Linked DNA regions of Homo sapiens: region 1 is linked to region 2. The links are chromatin loops, found by intact Hi-C in ENCODE. Cell type or tissue: heart right ventricle. All regions are shown on one strand. Links, peaks and the distances in the headings refer to the core of each region. The heading gives the core; the rest is flanking DNA. Region 1 has its middle 52 kb from the start of GUCY1A1. Region 2 overlaps LOC105377505 (a long non-coding RNA gene).

Region 1 (4,408 bases), core at 200-4,199, 100 kb before region 2:
AATTATGGTTTCAAGTACTTTTTCCTATTTTGTTCCATTAATTTGGGAATTCTGATATAGATTGTTATCAAAACCCAAAGGAAGTAGTTTATTCTTTCTTACAAATGGTTGGGATATTTACTAAGTAAATAAAAAGTGAATATTATAATATATTTCTGCAAAGATATTTATATGGCTTTAGAGACACCATATTTTTCAGTTAGAATATAACAAGTCAATTATACAATAAGCCCTTAATATATTTTTATACATGTATGATCTCATGTCTTCATTGACTCTTTAGAGAAGATTCTTAATGGAATAGAACATTTCATAAAAATTTATATATTATTGTCTTTAGTTGAAACATAAAGCTACATTAATTTGGCATTCCTATGTATTATTTGGAAGTTGACTTAAAATAATATTACTAAATAATGTAAATTATTGAAACTAAATTGTAGGAATAATTGCTCCAGCTCAAATCAAGGGCCAATTTGATGACATTATCGCTGATGTTTTTAATGGATACTTACAGTGTGAAATAACTTCTCTGAGGTCAACCATGCACTGCATTGCCTTATTTTAGCACAACTCTGGTCCAATATACAGATTGCTCTATGTCACTCTAATTTATCGATATAAATATTATAGCATTGTTGGTATAGTAGATGCCTCATATGTACTGATTACTGTATTGAAAAAATATTGTTTCTTTTCCAAGAATCATACTGCTGTTATTTTCATTTTAAGCTTATGTTCCTTTGGTTATTCTTTTTAGACTTGAAATAAATTCCCTAAACTTGAAATCCAAAACAATTTCTTTATTTTCCTTTTCCTCTTCTTAACCCAATGCCTATGGCTGCCCTGATGTAAGTCTGTTTTGAATCAATTGTATTTTGACCAAGAGCTAATAATTTTTCCTCGTAGCCCACTAATCCTACTTTAGAAAGTTTGAAATATTTCTAGAGAGGATTGGGTATTTTTTTTTCCTTGCTAACCAAGGACTGCTGTTACTTGTCCTCTGACAGTAAGCAAACAGGAATGCCAGAGAGTGTGGAGCTAAGATCAGATACTAAGTCTACAATTTGATGAGAATAAACAGGCCATACATACTTTTTACTAAAAATGTCTTTTTTCAATATGTTTTATTTAGCTACTGCTCCTGAAAAGGCACAAAATTATCTGTCTTCTACAATATGTATTAACCTCATTGAAATAATGCAGTTTCAGGATTGACTCATTGACTCTGGTATAAATAAAGATGTTTCTTAGATAAAAATAACAAGTTAGAAGAAATGGAAGATACATAAAATTTCTTTTGGGTGGAAAAATTAATAACTACTGAATTTTATAGTTAACTGTCTAGAATCAATTCTTCTGTTAGAAATAGAAAAGAAAATTAGAGAAGCTGGACTTGTTTTCATTCTAATTATAGACTGCCGAATCTTCTGACAGCTCTGAAACCCATAAGAGAAGATGAAAGGCAATTTGTTGTGTGTTGATTTTGTATAATTCATTAATACACACTTCATGTCAGGTTATAAAGACAACTGACAATTTGACACAGCATTTCCCACCCAAACCTTTACATTCTCTGATATGAATTTTATTTTTAGAAACTGCCTTTGAAAAACTGGATTTAGACAATATATGCTCCTCCCTAAATACAGTTTGTTTAGTGTTTCTGTATATGCACAGTGGAATGTTGCCTTTTGAATGATAAGTGTTTTACTGGAGTGCTCAAAATGAAAAAAGAAGGAAAGTAAAAGGGAAGGTAGAAGTGAAAAAGAAAGAAGTTATAGAGAGCCGAATAAGTTTAAAAAAAAAAAAGTAGAACTAAGAAGATGCGGTGTGATAGGGAGAGAAGAGAACAGGAGAAAGTGAACATCTGGTGAAAAGGAAATGACAAGGAAAGAAAACAAAGAAAAAGGGAAAATAAAAATAGAAAAAGGGTAAAGAAAAGAGGTAGAAATTAAAAGAGAGAGTAGTTTGTTGTTAGCAGATGTTTTGTTGCTGAAGCTACTGCTGAAGATTGAAACTGCACTCCTTTCCCACTGGGGGTGAGACTGACAATATAAAGAACAGTTTATCTTCACAGGTACAGGACAAAGACAAGACTAGATCATCCCTCTGCCCACCCTGAGACAAATGTATATTTGACTAGTTCCTCTAATCTATGTTTATTTTATCTTATGTTAAATGCAGATTGACTGAGTACGTAGTTGACTGTTCCTCTTTCCTTCCTGCCCTCTCTTTCCTCTTTCAATAGTGAAATCCTCAAAACCATCTTTGGAGAAAGCACGAGCCACAGATTCTACTGTGACATGTGTCTCTTTTCCCTGGGTATGCCCTCAACATTGGCAAAATAAATCTCTAAATTAATTGAGACCTGTTTCAGACACTTTTTGATTTACACTTGTATGAAATATTTGATCTTGATCAGGCCTAATCAAAAAATAAACAGAATATTTTTTAACTTTGGCATAAGAGCATACCAGTTGTCTTTTATCTATGACCAACAACTTCAGCATCGGCAAAAAAAAGGACATTTTCTTCCTGTCTAATTTACTGATAAGGATTAACAAAGCTTTCTCACACTAATTAGTTCTTATTAGGGAAAAATAAATAATGACATTAAATTTCAATTGCATAGGATTTTTAAATTAATAAATCTTAAGCTAATAATTTTTTGAAAAATTAAATAACATGTATATTTAAAAAGAAAAAAAACAGCTGCTGATATAGTATAATAGCAGTTGAAACAGGTCTGTGCTAGTGTTCAAACTTCAGAGAGATAGTGATGACTAACTGCCCTAAGCATAGCTGTGTAGATTCCATGGACAACTCATATTAGAATGAATTTTGCTTGTGTGTTCAAAACTAAATAATACTTATCCAGCTCTACAAACCTTACAAGTCATGTCCCTTCAAATCATTTTACTGACAAGTTTTGATTTGTCTCCCTGTCCTTCCAAGCAAATCCCATTTGTATAAAATCTACTTTAGCATTAATACCCTTCCCTGCATACATTTTCAGGTATAGATAAAGGAGACAAAACATCCCTATGCTTTGCTACTGATGATGTCACCACTTTCAACATTCAGCCTTTACTATTAATTTTGAGCATATGACAAATAAATAAATGACCACCTCACATTTCTCTTGTGGTGGTATCCAAGTCCAGGTACAAAATACAGGTTTTGATAAACTTTTCTTAAGTTCAGACTGATCATAGACTCATGTTAAATAATACGGGCTCTCATTCCTCATTTTACAGATGAGAAAACTGAGAATTACAAAGATGTAATAACTTAAACTTCTAAGAGCCACAATTACCCCATGATTTTGGATTAGGTCTTACAATTTTGCATGAAGTTATTAAAAATTCAGATAGACTCTTAACCAAAAACTTGTGCTTGTACATTCTTTTAGTTACTAAGTTTCTAACTATGAAATTTATATTCAAATTAAAATATTAATATTACATTTAGTATTGTAAGCCACTTATCATTTTTATCAATATTAGAAGCAGAAGCTATGTTCAAGCCACCGTTTACCAGAATTCTCATCTCCAAGAGTGAATCCTGCTGTATCAACTTCACAATACTAAAATGGCCAGTAATGGACACAGAGATGGGGGGTGAGAAAGAGAAGTGGAGAAGTGGAAATTGACTTCAGGATGCTTATGCCATAAGATGTTAGGTTTATCTTCTTTCCTGTCGAAAGTGTTACTCAGATTTTTTAAAAATCTGCTCACTTGTGTGTGTGCCAGGTACATATTAATTGGTTGTTATAAATGAGAAAGAATGCCATGCAGTCTAGTTAAAATGTCAGGGTCAGAAAGAAAAGGTGAACCTCATTAGAAAATAAAGAAGTCTTACTTTTTTCACACACTTGGGGCCAAGACACGATGAAAACATATTTCCACATATAAGGGATTTCCATTATTTGCTGTTCATTTTCTGTCAGTCTGGAGATGCTGGAGAAGGGGATCTAGTTTTAAAAGGAAGAAGATAAATTGGAACTAAGATAAGAAGGCTCTATCGAACAATTCCATCAATCACTTCTCTTTTAGGGTTGCATCCAGGATGCCTGCTTCTACTTCATGGGTGTGTCCTTGCTCCCCATAAAGCAGAATTTGTTGATGATTCTGATCACTGAAATGTACACTTTTTCTGTTATCTCCAGAGTCTCTGTGCTTGCACTAGTAACTCTAGTAGTTGTGGGTGAGAGATGGAAAGTCATAATTTTGTTTGAACTCCTCCTTACCTGATCTTTCCATCAAATCACCAAACTTTTATTCCAGCTCCAGGAGGGTATATGATGCTCTAATAGGGTTAATAAATTTTCTAAATTTAACATTATTAATAGGAGAACCAAATGCATACAATTTTTGATGTTTTATACTTAATAGACTTAAGTATA
Region 2 (4,408 bases), core at 305-4,304:
TGCTTGAGCCCAGAAGTTTGAGACGAGTCTGGCCAGCATAGTGAGACTCTCTATCTAAAAAAATAAAAAAGGAAAATTAGTGGGGCATGATGGAACATGCCTACAGTCCCACCTACTCAGGAGGCTGAGGCAGAAAGATCCCTTGAGCCCAGGAGTTTGGGACTGAAGTGAGCTGGGATCTCACTATTGCACTGTAGCCTGGGCAACAGGTGAGACCCTATCAAAAAAAAAAAAAAAAGTCAATTACCAATAAATATGAGGACTGGCTATGCTCTGACTTTAAGACTCACACCTTCGAAAGTCTGTTTCTAAATAGGCAGTCATGATAACTGAACAGAAAAACAGAAAATATCGAACAAGAAAGACATTAAAGCAATTAGAAAAGAATAAAATAATCTTGTCTGTAAGGCCAATAAAAATTAGACAAAATAAAATAAAAACGTTAAAGTTTAAATACACTTTCTGATCATGAAAATAATATTATTTGCTAAGATTGCACAAACTATGAAGTTGTAAAGGAGTCTTTATGATTTTGGTTGTCTTGTCCTGAATCTAGGTTTCTAATCCTGCAGTTTTTTATTGTGGTTCAGAGTTTAGGATTTCTTATACCTAAAGAAAGTAAAGTCACCTTATTTTGAATTGAGTATTGACTTGTGTTTTCAATGGGTTTCTAATGCTAATATAAATTAAAAATGTTGAAGTACACCGACTGGCAAATAAATGGAATTAGTGAAACTCCCATGGAAAAAATAACCCAACAACACAGTCATGCATGTTAAGGTGTCATTAGCAAAGAATTTTGCCGTAATCAAGTAAAAGGGCACTGAAATAGTAGAGTAAAAGTGTTCCATTATGTAGTAAAATTATAACAGCAAAATATGTCTGGCACTATTTATAATTAATTTTATAATAATCAAAAGATAGAATAAAAATAAGAGAATAGAACTATGATATAAATGATCTCTTAATAGCCTTTTTAAAGTTCATACCTGTGTTATTGGGCACATTGTTAAACTTCTTTTTTTTCTTATCCATAAAATGGAAAAATATAAGCCTAAATAATAGAGCCATTGAGATGACTGGGTTAACACAGTCAAAGAACCCAGAGCAATAATTCTGTCTATTATTATTATGATTTAAAAGAAGCAAATAATGTTGATAAATGCAATCATACTGAATTTGAGTATATATGTTTTGGTCTTATTTTTCAGAGAATTTTCTATAACTAACTGCAGTAATTGCCCCACAGCACTTCTTTATTCAATTACCTCGAGTAGAAAGAGAATACAGCTTTCTTGGTTGCAATTATCATTAGTATGCAAATTCTATCATTAGCACAGAGTTCTGCAGAGGAGATAGCTGGAAAAAAAACCACAAAACACTGATGAGCATTCTTTCATAGCACTGCATAGTTTCTCCATGGTGACGGGGAGTAAAACTCTGGATTAAATGAGTAGAGATATTAAAGCTTCCTATTATCTATCAGCTTTTTCATAGCATTTGCTCTATTTACGGTGCAAATTGTACCAGTATGAACCTTGCATATGGTATGTTGAAACCAAAGTGGGTTGTTTTGTGTTAACACAGGAAGTGTATTATAAGATCATGATCTCTGAACCCAGATTGCCTAAACTCAAGCCTCTGCTCTGCTCCTTATTAGTTGTTTAACCCTGGGTAAAATATTTAAAATCTCTGGGTGTCAGTTTCCTCATATGTAAAATGATAACAGTACCTACTCCACAGGGTTTAGTGAGAATTAAATGAGTTAATATACATAAAGCACTGAGCATAGTGCCCAGACCTAGCAATGTCCAATGTCAGTTATTACTAGCAGTCGGTGTGATAGCTTTTCTTACTACCTTTTTTGATCTACATAAAATCTCTCTCTAATTTTGGAAGAGTTTACCTCTTTTTCAAGCCAAAGCATTGCTGTTATTGTTTTCAGAGCACTTAAATCCATCTTTCTGTGAGCAATCATTTAATATTATTGTCCAGAATTTTCCTTACAGTGAGGAAACTACCCTTTGGTTGCAAGTCGCTGCTGACTCTGTGCCCTCTCCTGCCCAAACAGGAATTGAGCACACTCTGCTCTCCTCTGAAGTTCCACTGTCCACTCAGAATCCAGACTAAAAGAGACCTCACGCTGCAGTAAGTGGCTCTGATGGTAGGCCAGGATAAGGGAATAATTATATATGATTTTCATTCTAATTTTGTGCCTACAGGGGAGCCCTGCTCAATGCAACTGTTAAACTGTGTTCGTTTTCTTCCTCAAATGGCTTAAGTCAAGTTCATTTTCTGAGGGCTGCCTAGACTACTTCTCTGAGTTTCACATTTTATATTTAACTCTCAACTGGTCATCTCTATCTAGATGTCCAACAAGTGCTTCCTATCCAGTGTGTCCCAAATTGACTCATCATCCTTCCTCTAAAAATACCTCATCTTCTGGCATCTTCTGTCTCAGTTACCCAAGCTAGAATTTTTGACAGCTGTCTCTTCCTCCCACCCTACACTGAACCTTAAACTTCTTCCCAGCTATTCTAGGATAGTCCAGATTTCAAATATTCTGCCCAACTTTCCATAATTTATAAGCGGTCTAAACTGCTCAACTGAGCTTCAAGACTGTAAATTTGCAATAGAGCCATTATGTAAAGCTCTGGGATTTCTCTCCATTGTTGCTCAGTTCAGAGAACATTGATTCTGATATTTGACCATAGGTTCTATGTATTTTATGATATAGTGTGTAAATCAATGAATTCCTGAAGATAAAATCATAATGTAAAACCTAAATGCTAAAAAACACAGTACCCTGAAATCAATGGCTCATAGTTAAAGCGAAATCAAATTTACATGTCCATGGAAATCTGGTAAATTTGATTTGGTTTGTGTGTTCAATAGGAAAGGACATATGAAAAGAACATATGCACTGTCTGCACAACATAGTGAGACTGTCTCTACAAAAAATAAAATTAGCCAGGCACGGTGGTGTGTGCCTGTAGTCCCAGCTACTCCAGAGGCTGAGACTGGAGGATCACTTAAGTCCATGAGTTCCAGGCTTCAGTGAGCTGTGGTTGCCCCACTCCACTCCAGCCTGGGCTACAGAACAAGACTCTGTCTCCAAAAAAAAAAAAATGCAAAGAACATGGCATTTGCCATGACACTCAGTTTATTCAGGTTAAGTGAAGACTTTGCATAGTTTTTTTGTTTGTTTGTTTGTTTTGCATTTTCTTTCTTTTCTCCTTCATTCTTTGACCCTGTAAAGTACCAAGATGGGAAAAAACTTTAAGTAATATTCTTTAATTTCCATTAAAGTCCTTAAATAAAATATTACCAAAGACCAAAAAGCCTGACATTTCCTAGCAATGCATAGGCATTTAGCTGAAAAAAGAACAATAGCAAAAAATACAAAAAATAGTAATTGTCTATTCCAAGTCTATCCTCTAGATGAGAGATTTGGGCCAAGATTCACTTTTGACTTTCCAATGACCAAGACAAAACAAAGGAAACCAGATTAATTATTTGTGTTGCTTTCATGCTCACCATTTATAACTACAGATAAAGCAAGATTTTAGCATATTCATTGTCCCTCTTTGCCATTTTAAACCTTGTAAATCAACATTAATATTATTTAAGAAGGTCAAAATGGTGATGGAAGAAGCCATTCTCATTTTTTTTAAGTCTGAGCATTGGGTGTGGGGTGCAGCTGTGACAGGCACACATGTTCCCAGGGGTCTTGTTTTACTACTGAGAGATACAAGGACGTTCAAGCTCTTAACCTTTCTCCTCACATTCTCAAAAAATGCAGTAAAAAATAAAATAAATGTAATTTTAAAATGAGTGTGGTTGTGCTTCATGGCAGGCAGTGGTGTGTGAGTGTGAGTGTGAGTGTGTGTGAGTGTGAGTGTGCGTGTGTGCGCATACACGTGCATGTTTAACATCTCTACCTAATGTGAGAGCTGGACATTCAATCTAGCTATCCTGTGCTAATTACTTGTGCAGATGGAGAAAAAAAAAGTTCAAGTTAATTTAAGAGAAATTAGCGTCATTGTGTAGAATGAAACAGAACTTTCAAAGTTTTTAACATTGTTTTTTCCATGATTCCTTGTATGAGGCAAGCAAATCACCATCAACAAAATGTTTCCCATGAGGAAACCCGGTCAAAGAGGTCAAATAATTCCTCCTGAATCCCATAACTCTGAGGCAGCGCATTGGTTCAAATATCAGAAAACCTGGCACTAAGTCTTTCCGTATTTCCACCCGACAGTCTTGTGTTTTGGAAGCAACTCATTTAACCTTATCTGAATCACCACCAAAGTGCCTAAAACCTGCAAGATGATAAGGGCTTGCAAAATTTAAATAAATCACAGCCCAGAAAAACAGCCACACTTTGTCAAACCATCAAATAGTTGGC

What was found. A loop is a pair of places that touch in the nucleus more often than their neighbours do. Peaks named below come from ENCODE experiments on the same cell type or tissue, not always from the same donor. Only the 100,000 strongest peaks of a DNase experiment are listed, where the experiment ranks them.
Region 1: a loop joins it to region 2, with 2.1 times the contacts of the local background. A loop is called at or near these places in 1 of 110 quality-filtered maps.

What each region holds. Positions count from the first base shown.
Region 1 is chr4:155,612,966-155,617,373 of GRCh38, reverse strand. No RefSeq gene overlaps it. Among named protein-coding and RNA genes, the nearest start is that of GUCY1A1, 52 kb to the left of the region's middle. In heart right ventricle, for the core only: no CTCF peak of the experiment used is centred there; no DNase peak of the experiment used is centred there; H3K27ac peaks cover 2,004 bases.
Region 2 is chr4:155,512,820-155,517,227 of GRCh38, reverse strand. LOC105377505 (a long non-coding RNA gene) reads right to left here. Exons shown (of 3, transcript XR_001741895.2): 3 at 957-1,359. Among named protein-coding and RNA genes, the nearest start is that of MAP9, 140 kb to the right of the region's middle. In heart right ventricle, for the core only: no CTCF peak of the experiment used is centred there; no DNase peak of the experiment used is centred there; H3K27ac peaks cover 2,389 bases.